2 separate regions of the Homo sapiens genome follow, and region 1 is linked to region 2. Evidence: chromatin contacts called from ENCODE Hi-C or POLR2A ChIA-PET data. All regions are on one chromosome and are shown on one strand. The core of a region is the stretch at or near the end of the contact, and the rest is flanking DNA. Distances in the headings are between cores, read along the strand shown.

Region 1 (3,727 bases), core at 989-3,488, 260 kb before region 2:
GCACCCAGCTGTTGTCCTCCCCAGTCTGTAGCAATCAGATAACCTGGTTATCCCGTCCAAAGTTCAGAGAAGAATGGATGGGGCGGGTTTGGCACTTGTGCCTTTATTTCCTCCTAGGGTAGGGATTGGACCAAGTAACCTCTCAGTGATATAACAAGCACAAAGTATGGTCACACAGGCCCTCCTCAGGTCACTGCCCAGGTGTGAGATCAGGACAATTATTAACTTACTCTTCCTAAGCTTCCATTTCCTTACTCTTAAAATAAGGCTAATAATAGTACTTCCCTCCAAGTACCTCCCTCTGTCATGAGAATTCAAAGAACTAATCTACGCAAAGAGCTCAGCACAGCAGTTTCTAAGCCCTTGCACACAGCAAGGACTCAATGTGTGTGAGCTATAATTACCATGAATACTTCTGCAGACCTTCCTATTTTAAGGAAGGAAAAGACTGCCTGCATTTGGGTGGTGGGCTCCATCATCCTCCGGTAGAGAAATGTCTGCAGACTCAGAGAGCAGTCCCATGCCCAGTGCCAGCCGAGAGAAAGCTGCCTGCTCTGTCCATAAGCAGAGCCCACCAGGAAGACTCAACATGGATTGTTAGGTGTGAACTCATTATTCTTGTCTTATAGGTCAAAGTATTATTAACAGAAACAAAAGGGGAACCAAGAGAAAAGGCATATAGTAGACAGATAATGGCCCCCTAAAGATGTCCACATCCTAATCCCTGGAATCTGTGAACATGCTACCTTACATAGCAAAAATGGACTTTGCAGGTGAGACTAAATTACAGATTTTGAGAAGGAGAGATTATCCTGGATTACTTGGGTGGGCCCAGTGTAATCTGAAGGGTCCTTATAAAGGAAAGAGAGAGGAAGATGAGAGTCAGAGAGGAGATGTGATGAGGCCAGGGTCAGAGAGAGATTTGAAAGTGCCACCCTGCTGGCTTTGAAGGTGGAGGAAGGGGCCAGGAACCAAGGAAGGCAGGTGGCTCCTAGAAGTTGGAAAAGGCGAGGAAGTGGGTTCTCTCCTAGAGCCTCTGGAGAGAGAGGGGCCCTGATGACACCTTCATTTTGTCCCAATGAAACCCACTTCAGACTTCTAACCTCCAGAGCTCTAAGAAAGTAAATTTGTGTTGTTTTTTCTTAATTTTGAGATAGGGTCTCACTCTGTTGTCCAGGCTGGAGTTCAGTGGTCTGATCACGGCTCACTGCAGCCCCAACCTCCTTGGGCTCAGATGATTCTCCCACCTCAGCCTCCTGAGTAGCTGGGATTGCAGGCACACACCACCATGCCTGGCTAATTTCTGTAATTTTTTTTGTAGAGACAGGGGTTTCATTATGTTGCACAGGCTGGTCTTGAACCTCTGGGCCCAAGCGATCCACCTGCGTCGGCCTCCCAGAGTGCTAGGATTACAGGCATGAGCCCCCTTGTCTGGCCTGGAAACTAGTATAAAGCATTTCAAATGTTGAACTGGCAGGGCAGACCCAGGATGCTCATGCCATTTTGGAATCGAGTGAATGAAACAGTCTCATCAGTGAAGGCTCAGACAAATGGTGAAGCCTGCTCCAATGTCAAGGCCCCTTGGCTTTGAAATATGCGTCCCTCAATTTTCTCTGTGTTGACCGAGAGACAGAGGGTGGATGCACAAGAATTGAGAGAGAGAAGGCTTTACAAGGAAATGACCAGAGTCCCCGGCCACAAGACAAGGGATTCTACCTGGTCTCCTGTGGGGTGGCACCTGGGGGCTGATGGCGTTGGTCCCCATGATCACGTACTCGTAGTGCACGCCTGGGTTTGGCTGCTGGTGTATCATCTGCTGACACAAAAATCAGTGTTACCGCACTTGGCACGTATGCACACCCCTTCTGGGTTTCAATGGCATTTGCAGAACTACTGAGAAATGACTGGGTTGGTTCACTCTAGTACGCATCCAGTAATATCAGTGAACCTGTGGCAGATTAAACAAAGTTATTCCTGGATGGCTTTTTGTCATTTACTTTTGAAGAATGAAGAACTTAGGCCGAGCAAATCAGAAGAAGACTAAGCTAAGAGTCAAGATTTTCTAAACTCCAAAGGAGAAGATGGAGCAACGGTAGCAGAACCTTTCTGTCCTTAGATTTTGCTCAGTGCTCTTGAAACATCCAACACAGATAAATACGTGTACACTGCAGGAGAACTGTTTTAACACTAGGTGGCGTGACAAAGTCATGCGAACAAGCAGCAGACCTCCTGGACAGAGCCACCCCGGGATGCTTTAGGTTCCCTCAAAGTTCTTGACCTGGCTGGTGAGGCTGGCCCCCAGGTCCCTCCCTCTTATTCAGGGAAAGCCCCAGAAACACAAAGACATGGGGCCAGGAAAACAAGTAGAAGCGACCCAACTCTTGCTGGGTCATATTCTCTTAGGAATGATGACAAAAATAGGATGGCAAGCAGGAATCTACGTAGGACTGTGGAAGTCAGCAGCTGAACATTGTCTGGGCTGAAAACATATTAAATGAGCATGGCCCAACAGAATACGTCCCTCCCTATTGGATTTAGAGCACACAGTCTTTGCTGCCCATGGATTTCCTGATGGGGAGCAGGGTGGTGGGCTAAACCCAGCAGCAGAATGAGAATCCACAGTGTAAATATGAGCCGTGCAAGGAGACACGGTCGGGTTTGATGTTTCTGTCTCTGCTGCTTTATAAAGCAGCTCTCCTATTGACCAGCTGTGTAACCTAGAGCAAGCCCCTTCACCCTGCAGTTTTTGATTTCTTCCTTGGGGAAGGAAGAGGTTAGAATCATGTCACTTTCAAAGGTCCTTTCCAGCTAGAAGCATCTCTGAGTCACTCCTGCATGGTGGGTCCTGTGTCTATTCTTCCTGTTTATGCCATGATCTCTTGCCACTCCCTACTGATGAAATGGGTCTTCATTTTATAAATTACCCAAAGGAAGGCAGACCTGAGAACCCCTGGGATTCTCCTACCCAGGAACCAATATCAAACCATCGGCGTTGCAGAAACGTGGTGGGCACTGAATCCCCAAGGGACACGGTTGTGTGACCTCAGGTTCCTGCTGTGTATCCCTCATCCCCTCACTCCCTTTTCACACAATCTTCCTCTCGGTCTGTGGCTGGAAATCCTCCCTCCCTCTCTGGTGCCTCTTCTGCCTGAGCATTCTGCCAGTGCAAAACCTTGTCCCGTTTATGAAATTGCTGTTGGCTTCCATTCCTAGACCACCCACAGTAGGCCTTTAACAACCTGAGTTTTTACCTCTGATGCCATTTAAAATATATTCAGATTCAACCAACCAACTGGACAGTCTAAAAAAAAAATCCAAAATAAACTACAACAAGGCTTCCTTTGTAATTTCGAGTCTACTAGGCCCAAGAGGAAAGGACATAGAACTGTGTGTAGGTGGAGAAGTAATGACAATGCAATTAATAATATTTCTAAAACTCTGACACAGCAAATATGTTAATCAGCTCAGCTTTGGGGACAGAAATAATGTGTATATTCATGGGTGATCTCAATCTTTTTATCAAAATGTTATTTCAAGCTTTTATGTCTTATCACCCTTTATTTCCTGGTCTTTTAAGAAGATTGAATTCTAGTGGTTTCCTTTGAACGTAAGGACCATTTAAAACTCTTGAGCAATTTAATATCTTAGTTTCACGTAAAAGAAATTAAGGTTTTGTCTTCTATGAAGCAGGGAGCTTCTAGTAAATCTCTCTACTGTGACTCTCAGC
Region 2 (3,790 bases), core at 118-2,617:
GTTTTTCTAAATTTACAATGCAAAGTTTACCACTCACACAGTTTCAATTAAGATGACATGTGCTTTATGAGAATAACACACAAGTCAGCCTCCTGTGAAATCAACCTCTCTTAAAATCAAGATCCCATTTCCATGCAGGTCAGCGAGCAGGACTTCCAAGACGCATCAGGAGAGGGGATGTTTCTGGAACATTCATCTTGGAATGAAGAAAAATTCCTCAGGAGACTTTTTCTAGTTTGTCTGCTGTGGAACTCTGCCCGTTAGAGAAGCCAAGCCTCTGTTCTCTAAGAAGAGCAAAGAAATCTTCAACTGGGGGGAGTTCTAATGGGCAATATGAGTGAGAGCACAATTAAAGGCTTGCAGGGACAGTCCAAGTCTTGTTGGAAAGGATCCCTGCTCAGATGGGCCTTTCACAGATAGGCAGTAGAGTTACTCTAGAATGAATTAACTGTTGATGATAATAATGATAAACAGTAGTGGTTAATATGTATTGAAGGCCTAATACATACTAGTTAGCATTTAAATATTTGACTCTTAAGTTTATAAGCATGAAATCTTGACAACAACCCCATCATGTAGATACTGTTATTAACTCCATTTTACAGAGGAGGATAAAAAACTTACTAGGCCAGGCGCAGTGGCTCATGCCTGTAATTCCAGCACTTTAGGAGGCTGAGGCAGGAGGGTCACTTGAACCCAGGAGTTTGAGACCAGCCTGGGAAACATAGGGAGGCCCTGTCTCTACAAAAAGCTTTAAAAATTTAGCCAGGCATGGTGGTGCATGCCTGTGGTTCCAGCTACTCGGGAGGCTAAGGTGGAGGGATTGTTTGAGCCCAGGAGGTTGAGGCTGTAGTGAGCCATGATTGTGCCACTGCACTGTAGCCTGGGTGACAGAGCAAGATCCTCTCTCAGAACAAAAACAAAAACACCAATGTACTTAAGCTCACATGGTTGGATGTGGCCAAGTTGGGATTCAAACCCATGGTCTGACTCCAGATCCCACGCTCTGAAACCCCTACACAGCCTGTCTCTCATAGCCAGTGTTGATTGAGCACTATGGATGATCTTACCTGAATCCTCCCGGCCACCCAGTAAGGAAGGTTTTATGACCCCCACTTGATAGATAAGGAAACAGGAATGAAAAGTGTCAGGGACTTGCCTCAGGCTACATATCTAGTATGAGGCTGGGCCAGGAAGTGGAGCCAGGCATGTCTGAGCAGTGCATCCTTGCTCCTGATCACTTGATCATACTTCGCCTTTCACATTGCAAAAGACAAACATCTGACTGAGTGACATAAAGTGGGTGAGGGCAAGGCAAAAGAGGACAGCAGGAAGTGGTGGCTGGAGGGCCTCAGAGGGGCACACTGTATCCTTAAGACCCAGCATGACACCTCAGGGCTGGCCTAGGTGAGTAAGAGGGGTGTGGGAGAGATGAAACAGAAAGTATTAAGCACATTTACCACCCCAGAGAGTCAGGGCCTCCTGTAAAGGCACAGACATTCTGGAAACTCTGTCACCTGTCCCTCCCCTCCATGAGTCTGATTTTTGGACACCTCCACCTGCTTGCCCTAGTGATTAATTCTGAACCTTAGCATGCAGAGGGCCCATGTGCTCACATCCAAGGGAAGCTGGTTGAGTGTCATGAGTGGGGATGGGTCACAGAAGGGGTAGCCTGGGACTGGATGGGAGGAGAGCAGCAAAGTCCTGAGGCCCACAGCACAGGAATGTGCAGGAACCGACAGGCATCAAGGCCAAGGGGTTATCCCAAAACCAGCAAGTTCTTTTTGTTTTTGTCTCTGCTTAGCAGACAAGCTCAAACAAACAAACAACAACAAAAAGAAATAGCCTGATAACTTTAAACATACTGCAAAACTTTCAAACTATATATGAGTTTAAAATCCTCACTCAGGCCGGGCGCGGTGGCTCACGCCTGTAATCCCAGCACTTTGGGAGGCCGAGGCGGGTGGATCATGAGGTCAGGAGATCAAGACCATCCTGGCTAACAAGGTGAAACCCCGTCTCTACTAAAAATACAAAAAATTAGCCGGGCGCGGTGGCGGGCGCCTGTAGTCCCAGCTACTCGGGAGGCTGAGGCAGGAGAATGGCGTGAACCCGGGAAGCGGAGCTTGCAGTGAGCCGAGATTGCGCCACTGCAGTCCGCAGTCTGGCCTGGGCGACAGAGCGAGACTCCGTCTCAAAAAAAAAAAAAATAATAAAATCCTCACTCAGCCATTTATTAGCTTTGTGATCTTGATCAAATCACTACATCTCTGTCAGTTTCCTCACCTATGAAACGGTGATAATACTAGTACCTCCTAATGAGACCATTAGGAAAATTAAATGAATTAATAGACATAAAATGCTTACAACAGTACTCTGCCATAGCAATGCTGGCAATTGCTGTTATTATTTTCTAGCAGTGGTTATCACTTGGGTTTTAAAAGACCTTTATATTGAGACTGTGCAGCATTCACATGGCTCCAAGTAGTCAACCTCTAGGAAAGAAACAAAAATTCTCAATTTTATTGGTTCCCTCAGGTAGGGAATAGGTAGAACTCCAACAAACTATCAGGTTTTTTCCACAACCCTTGAATGCAAATAATTATCCCAAAGCAAAGCTCTGACTCCTTATAAATTAGTAGTAATTATGAATCACTTCTAGAAAAAAAATGAAAAGATTTAAAAAAACAAAAACAAAAAACAAACTACTTTATAAACTACAAAGTTCTTAAGGTAGGGAACCTCTTATACTTATTGCCTGAACATGTGAGATTGTTTCATGCCTTTACACCTTTGCATAAATCGGCTCCTCTGCCTTCATCTCTACCTCCATATGGCTAGTGAACTCCTATTTATATGTTAAAATCCAGCTTGGACATCTCCTCTGTGCTCATTTGACACTGTACATATTTATATTGTATGAATTCCTCTCTATTATAACTGTATGTTGTTCTCCCACTAGATTGGCTCAATGGTCTTTGTATATCATTTAGCACATGTTGTTCATTTTTCTATTCGTTAAACGAATATTGATAGAAGGCCTGCTATATGTCAGGTGCCACAGGAGACACTAAGAAAGGATACAACAGCGAGACCAGCATGGTGGAGATCATGGGGAGGGAGATCACCAGACTGAAATTCCTGCCTTCTTGCCGAAATAGGGCAGTCTTCCAAAGATATATTTGATGCAGATGTGTTGAGCCTAAGTTGAACACATATCCGGCTAAATGTATTCATGTGGGTGCTGCTTAGTAGATAAATACCACCTGTGCCTCACTTCGCCGGAAGGGGGCTCTCAGAAGAAGTTGGTTGGCAGCTTCTCAGCCTTGAAGCCAGCCCCCAGCAAGTGTCCGTGGGACTGTGAGGCAGGGGAGCTAGGCCACGGACATTCTCGCATTGCTGTCTCACTGTTCTCCATGGGTTGCTGACTTGTGAACCTGCAGCTGCATTCTGAGAGCTGGAAAATCTGAAAATGTAATGTTAAGTCAACTACAACTTGGGATGTGTGTGTGGAAACCAGTCCTGTGTGCAATCTGAGGATGCCCACTGAGGACAAAGCCATGACAACCACATAGGGCCTGGGCAGTGCAACACATGAAGTTAGCACGGTTTAGAAGATGGAGAAAAGTTTATCAAGCAGAATTCTCTTTGGAAGTGAGCTGCAGGTGTTTGAGAAGAACACCCAAACAATATCTTAGGTCAAATGTGAGGCCTGGAGGGAGCCTAATCACATGTCAAATTAAGCAAGGCAAGAAAAGGGATGGATGTTTATTGTCACAGGTGTGACAGA

The links. Hi-C counts contacts between places; a loop is a spot of excess contacts on that map. ChIA-PET counts read pairs that join two places held with the same protein, here RNA polymerase II (POLR2A). Pooled maps may share reads with other maps.
Region 1: a map of GM13977 shows a loop between it and region 2 (2.6-fold over the local background). The contact joins two enhancer-like sites. A Hi-C loop is called at or near these places in 1 of 168 maps with a recorded cell type or tissue (GM13977) and 2 of 50 pooled maps. POLR2A ChIA-PET finds 5 or more read pairs at or near these places in 2 of 52 experiments (IMR-90 and activated T-cell).

What each region holds. Positions count from the first base shown.
Region 1 is chr15:71,729,207-71,732,933 of GRCh38, reverse strand. It overlaps THSD4 (thrombospondin type 1 domain containing 4), which reads right to left. Exons shown (of 18, transcript NM_024817.3): 10 at 1,717-1,813. Among named protein-coding and RNA genes, the nearest start is that of THSD4-AS2, 40 kb to the right of the region's middle. Within about 2 kb of position 2,238, at least 4 of the 41 ENCODE cell types and tissues checked have a DNase peak (open chromatin) inside an H3K27ac peak, as active enhancers do.
Region 2 is chr15:71,469,053-71,472,842 of GRCh38, reverse strand. The region is part of intron 7 of THSD4 (thrombospondin type 1 domain containing 4); the gene reads right to left. Among named protein-coding and RNA genes, the nearest start is that of THSD4-AS2, 220 kb to the left of the region's middle. Within about 2 kb of position 1,367, at least 2 of the 41 ENCODE cell types and tissues checked have a DNase peak (open chromatin) inside an H3K27ac peak, as active enhancers do.